Linked DNA regions of Homo sapiens: region 2 is linked to region 1. Evidence: chromatin loops called from intact Hi-C (ENCODE). Cell type or tissue: B cell. All regions are shown on one strand. Each heading gives the region's core, and the rest is flanking DNA. Links, peaks and the distances in the headings are about the cores only. Region 1 holds the start of CCDC163 (CCDC163 homolog). Region 2 holds the start of EIF2B3 (eukaryotic translation initiation factor 2B subunit gamma).

Region 1 (2,902 bases), core at 246-2,745:
CCATTTTTTCTGGCAAGACCAGTCTCAAGCTAGACCCAACCTACTTCTCCCTCTATATCCTCTCCCAGGACTGCTGTGAGCCACTCAGCAGAAGGAATGGGAAGTGGGTAGTCTCTTAAGCATCAGGCAAAGGGCTCAAGCTGAGCTGATTTAGCTTTGTAACTTAACTGCTCAGTGCACAGGGCACTGATGTGGGGAAATGTAACCGTGTAAATGGGGGTCGGGGTGCGGTGCTGAGACTGCTGTGCCAGGCAAGTGTACAAAGTTTCATTACCCAGCCCAGCACTGATGACTGGAAATATCATGAATTATCCTTCTGTTGGTAGAGGGAACAAACCAGCCAATTGTTTGCCTGTTCATCACCAGGAATGCCCTTCCTTCCTCAGCTGACCTAAATGATAGCTATGCAAACCTTCTAGGCTTTGCCCTCTCCTAAATCCTTTAGGAAGTTCCAAGGTGACTTTGCCTCACAGGTCCCTTTCTTCTTGTAAATTATATAGGTGACAATCTGAGCCACACACGCTACAGGTCATATGGTGTCTCCCGTTAACGAATCCGGCATTATATGGTGGCAAAAGGTTAAACATGCGACAACTTTTTTTTTTTTTTTTTTTTTTGACACGGAGTTTCGCTCTTTGTTGCTCAGGCTGGACTGCAATGGCGCAATCTCGGCTCACTGCAACCTCCGTCTCATGGGTTCAAGCAATTGTCCTGCCTCAGCCTCCCGAGTAGCTGGGATTACAGGCATGCACCACCACGCCCGGCTAATTTTATATTTTTAGTAGAGATGGGGTTTCACCATGTTGGCCAGGCTGGTCTCGAACTCCTCACCTCAGGTGATCCGCCCGCCTCGGCCTCCCAAAGTGCTGGGATTACAGGCGTGAGCCACCATGCCCGGCCTCGACCACTACCTTTTTAACCCAAGCCCCCACTGAAACTCTGTCCCTGTTGTCACATGGACACTGGGCTGCAGGAACCCAGGAGGATCAGAGGCTCCCGAGGCCTCACGCCAGTTGCAACGAAGCCAATCATATATTTCGCCCTAGAACAGCAGGAGGGATAAACTAACCTGGAAGGGGTAAACCTCGAAGCCAAAAGGACATAGCGTGTCCTCGATCTTCTGCTTCAGCTCTGCGACTTTCGGCTCCATAGCGCACGTTACACGCTGAGCTTGCTGGGGAATGAAGTCTCAAGGACAATTGGGCCGTTACGTTTTGAGTCAGCTTCGACTCCATTTCCCAGGTAGGAAATGGGTCCAGTAGCGGGACCATATTGCCTATGCGCGATGCATCTTGGGATGCGTAGTTCGTTTCCTCCTTGGAGACAGCCACACGAAATCAGGAAGACTCAGTTTCCCGGCAAGCTACACGGTGGGGGTGTGCATGTACGTGTCTCTTCTAGAGAAAGGTAGTTCCACCGCCTCCATCGCCGGTTGTGTTCGCAAGAGGCGACCTCAGTTTCCCAGGTGGCGCTGCGGCAGCCAGTCCAAAGTCGGACTTTCAAAACCAACCCGAAGTTTTGAACCCGGCGGCGGCAGTTGTCACTGGCACAGGTTTGGCGTGGTGGCGCCAGTGTACTACTTCTGGGGAGGTCTCAACCAGGTTCTGGCACCTTCAATCCCCACCTGATATCTGCGTATCATCACGGTATCCCGCTTTTCCCCCAGTTCCCCAAGAGCGTCCTTCCTTTCCCTAGTCACAGGATCGCAGTTTTGGTCTGATAGTGCATCCACCTACCCCAGTGTTGCATCCCCACTTCCCTCTTTCCATCTAACGTGGTGGCCTTTCCTGGGGATACCTTGGGTATCCCCCGCTAGGAGAGCAAGCACAAGACACCAGGGAGCCAGACCCCTGCCGCTCCCCTGCCACAGGATATGAATACGAGCCTCAGCTGGTTTGAGCAGCTGGATGTGCTTCTCAACGCTACTGATGGAAATGTGGTCCGGAATAAGGTGAGGGGTTGGTGGAGGTCCCCAGTTTGCGTGGGGAGGCTAAGGGACTCTCAGAGTTCATTGGCCTGTGCATCTGTTTCTTTTGTAGCAGTGGCTGTATCCTCTTGGGGTCTCCACAGAGCTCATTGGCCTGTGCATCTGTTTCTTCTGTAGCAGTGGCTGTATCTTCTTGGGGTCTCCACCGCAGGTAAGTAATGTCTCTTTCTACTTCCAAGCCCTTTCTCTTTCTGTGCCTTCCTCCAGTGCCCGTATCATCCATTATTCCTTCCAAATTCCAACTCTGTCCTTTCCTGAACTCTGTTTCCCCACACAGACCCTGCACTTAACCCTTCCTTATTTCCTCAGCCGGGGACCTGGCTGGGACCTGGATTTCCTCTCATCACTTGCCTCTGCAGTCAGGAGTCCAAGCTCAACAGCCTTGGGCTTTAGAGACTCCCATAGTTCCACAAAGGCTGAGCTGCCCTGAGTCCTAGAGCCCATCCTCTCTCTGGGGTGAGGTTGCTATTCTCTGATCCTAATTTCAATGTCAGGCTCAGGTGAGGCTTGGAATCCTTGGTGTGTATATGTGATGTTTGTGTAAGATGAGGATACTAGGGGTCGGGAAAAGCTGTTATACAGTAGTTCATGTGCTTTTTTCTGCCTGGGGAGGTGACAGGCACTAAGGCAGGCAGTGCAGGGCCTGCTAGAAGAGCGAGAGCAGCAGAAGTACCAGATCAGTGTCCTGGAAGGTATCTGGCCAGTTATTTTCTTCATATACACAGCTTCATATGTATGCACACAATTTTGCCACACACCTGTTGTGTGTGCACATGTGTCTTGTTTTGCAAGTAGAGTATCTAGGGTCTTGTGAAACTCTTAGAGAGGATGATCCCTAACTTGTCCCACTACAGCATCACTAAGGTTGCTGCAGGGGGCCCCAAAGGGGAGTGCTTTTCTCCTGGAGCAATGCCT
Region 2 (2,902 bases), core at 137-2,636, 510 kb after region 1:
TCTTTGGCAAGGTGAAAGAAGGCATGAATATTGTGGAGGCCATGGGGCACTTTGGGTCCGAGAATGGCAAGACCAGCAAGAAGATCACCATTGCTGACTGTGGACAACTCTAACAAGTTTGGCTTTTGTTTTATCTTAACCACCAGACCATTCCTTTTGTAGCTCAGAAGAGCACCCCTTCACCCCATTTGCTTGCAGTATTTTTTTTTTTTTTTTTTTTTGAGACGCTGTCTCACCCTGTCGCCCTCTCCCAGGCTGAAGTGCAGTGGCACGATCTCGGCTCACTGCAACCTCCACTTCCCGGGTTCAAGCAATTCTCTTTCCTCAGCCTCCCGAGTAGCTGGGACTACAGGCGCACGCCGCCATGCCTGGCTAATTTTTTCTTTCTTTCTTTCTTTCTTTTTTTTTTTTTTTTTGTATTTTAGTAGAGACGGGGTTTCACCATGTTGCCCAGGCTGATCTTGAACTCCTGAGCTCAGGCAATCTGCCTGCCTCGGCCTCCCAAAGTGCTAGGATTACAGACGTGAGCCACCACGCCCGGCCTGCTCGCAGTATCTTATCTTTGTGCTCTTGCTGCAGTTCCCTTTGGGTTCCATGTTTTCCTTGTTCCTTTCCATGCCTAACTGGATTGCTGAGTTAAGTTTATGATTATGAAATAAAAACTAAATTAAAAAAAAAAAACAGGGTCTCACTCTGTCGTCTAGGCAGGAGGAGTGCAGTGGCCCGATCATAGCTCACTGCAGCCTCGAACTCCTGGGCTCAAGCGATCCTCCCGTTTCAGCCTCCTGAGCAGCTGGGACTACAGGCACACACTACCATGCCCAGCTAATTTTTACTTTTGTAGAGACTGGAGGCTCTCTCGCACAGGCTGGTCTTGAACGCCCGGTTTCAAGCAATCCTCCCACCTCGGCTTCCCAAATTGCGGAGATTACAGGCATGAGCCACCATGCCCAGCCGCCCCCAGTTTTGATGGCTAAAGTTAACGTGAGTGGCCCTGTTACAAATAGGAAGTCCCGGGCCGGGCGCGGTGGCTCACGCCTGTAATCCCAGCACTTTGGGAGGCCGAGGCGGGCGGATCACGAGGTCAGGAGATCGAGACCATCCTGGCTAACACAGTGAAACCCCCGTCTCTACTAAAAATACAAAAAAATTAGCCGGGCATGGTGGCAGGCGCCTGTAGTCCCAGCTCCTCGGGAGGCTGAGGGAGGAAAATGGCGTGAACCCGGGAGGCCGAGCTTGCAGTGAGCCGAGATCGCGCCACTGCACTCCAGCCTGGGCGACGCAGAGCGAGACTCCGTCTCAAAAAAAACAAAAAACAAACAACAACAACAACAACAACAAAAACAAATAGGAAGTCCTGGCAACCCCTGCAGGGGCATTCGGTGATTTTTTTCACTAGCTAGCCAAAATTGCGGCTCCCAATGAGCTTTCTTTCACCGAATGTACTCGAAGCCAGGTCTTAGACTTACTCCCTGAGGAAAGAGGCTGAGTTGTTCCGTCTGGGTTCCCGGCACCCTGCACTGGGAGGAATACTCAAAAGGCGTTGGTAATGTGTTAATGGACAGAGGGACACACGTGTCGAATGCTCCTCGGTGGCCCCGCCCCCTCCGGCCCGCCTTCCCTCCTCTCCGCTGAGTGTGCTTCCCCTCCGTCATCCATCGCTCGGCGGTCTTCTCTTCTCCATGGGTCTGCTCTGCGCGTTCCATCGAGTTTCTCGGCCATCGCGCGCCTGCGCCATTGGGCTGTCAGTCAGAGGCGGCGTGGAGATCGCTGGGAGCGGTTGCGGCGTGCCGGGAGCTGAGTTATAGCTGTGACTTCTGCCCTGCCAGGCCGCACACAAGCTGGCTGACCCGGGTGAGCAGTGCGGTGGGGCCACTCATCTGAGGGAGGCGGGCATGTCGAACTGGGCCGAGGTGGACCCGAAGGGGTAGGAGAGGGTGCTGAGCCCCGAAGTTGTCAGCTCGACTCCCTGCTCGACCCGGTGTAGCTGTGTCCGAAGTAGAAGGGAGGTTGGGGATGAGAATCCGAGCCAACCACCTTATGCAACAGATGGAGGAACTAAGTTTCTAATCTCAGCTACTCGAGAGTCTGAGGCAGGAGAATCGTTTGAACCCAGGAGGTGGAGGTTGCAGTGAGCCTAATTCGCGCCACTGCACTCCAGCCTGGGCAACATAGTGAGACTCTCCGTTTCAAAAAAAAAAAAAAAAAGAAAAGAAAAGAAAGAAACGAAGTTTCGGGGAGGGTTCTGCTTAAAGTCACAGCGAGTGAGCGAGCACCAGACCGGTACCAGACGCCTTTAGCACTGTGCCTGCACTCTTTCAGCCTCAGCCCTTCATTCATTTGTTCAGCCTGCCTTTAGTTGTTTGGATGCAGGGCAGTGAAATATAGGGAGGAGCAGTGAGGTCTCTGCCTTCAGGCAGCACACGTGGAATGACAGACCAATTCTGATACAGTTTTCTTATCTATTTACAACTGGAAAAGGCATGAGTGCTATGATGCAGGCAAGTCTGAGATGCGGTGAACACCCTCTCCAAAGCTTGGGAGGCAGCGAGACTCGTTGCCATGATTCCCGTCAGCCATAGTCGTGGCAGTGACATGAGCATTTGACAGTCTGCCTGGTAGCATGATTAGTTATGTTCATGATTACTATTCATGCTTCCTAGGTTGCCTTTCTTCACCCAGGGCCTCCTTGAGAGCTGGAACCTCAGTTCCTAGTGACCTGGGTTCTAATGCCCTTATGCACATGTTTGAGTTTGACTCTTATACAGTTGTGAAGTTCACAGGTCCTCATTCCACTTTGATTTCTGGCATCTGACTGGGAATACAGTGATGATGCACACACAGTCCAAGAAAGTCACTCTTACACTCTTATGTAGACATTTAAGAGACATTAATGTTACAC

Evidence for each region. Peaks named below come from ENCODE experiments on the same cell type or tissue, not always from the same donor. Only the 100,000 strongest peaks of a DNase experiment are listed, where the experiment ranks them.
Region 2: a loop joins it to region 1, with 31 times the contacts of the local background. A loop is called at or near these places in 4 of 110 quality-filtered maps.

Annotation. Positions count from the first base shown.
Region 1 is chr1:45,498,581-45,501,482 of GRCh38, reverse strand. It overlaps CCDC163 (CCDC163 homolog), which reads left to right and starts at 1,410. Exons shown (of 5, transcript NM_001102601.3): 1 at 1,410-1,951; 2 at 2,040-2,138. The coding sequence starts at 1,874. It overlaps MMACHC (metabolism of cobalamin associated C), which reads right to left and starts at 1,183. Exons shown (of 4, transcript NM_015506.3): 1 at 1,070-1,183. The coding sequence starts at 1,150. RefSeq lists enhancers at 1,189-1,388, 938-1,470. In B cell, for the core only: a CTCF peak has its summit at 1,626; DNase peaks (open chromatin) are centred at 1,282 and 2,035; H3K4me3 peaks cover 2,001 bases; H3K27ac peaks cover 1,040 bases.
Region 2 is chr1:44,985,445-44,988,346 of GRCh38, reverse strand. EIF2B3 (eukaryotic translation initiation factor 2B subunit gamma) reads left to right here and starts at 1,752. Exons shown (of 12, transcript NM_020365.5): 1 at 1,752-1,854. It also overlaps the pseudogene PPIAP35. RefSeq lists enhancers at 1,409-1,458, 1,169-1,750, 1,709-1,978 and a silencer at 1,529-1,618. In B cell, for the core only: no CTCF peak of the experiment used is centred there; a DNase peak (open chromatin) is centred at 1,686; H3K4me3 peaks cover 1,436 bases; H3K27ac peaks cover 781 bases.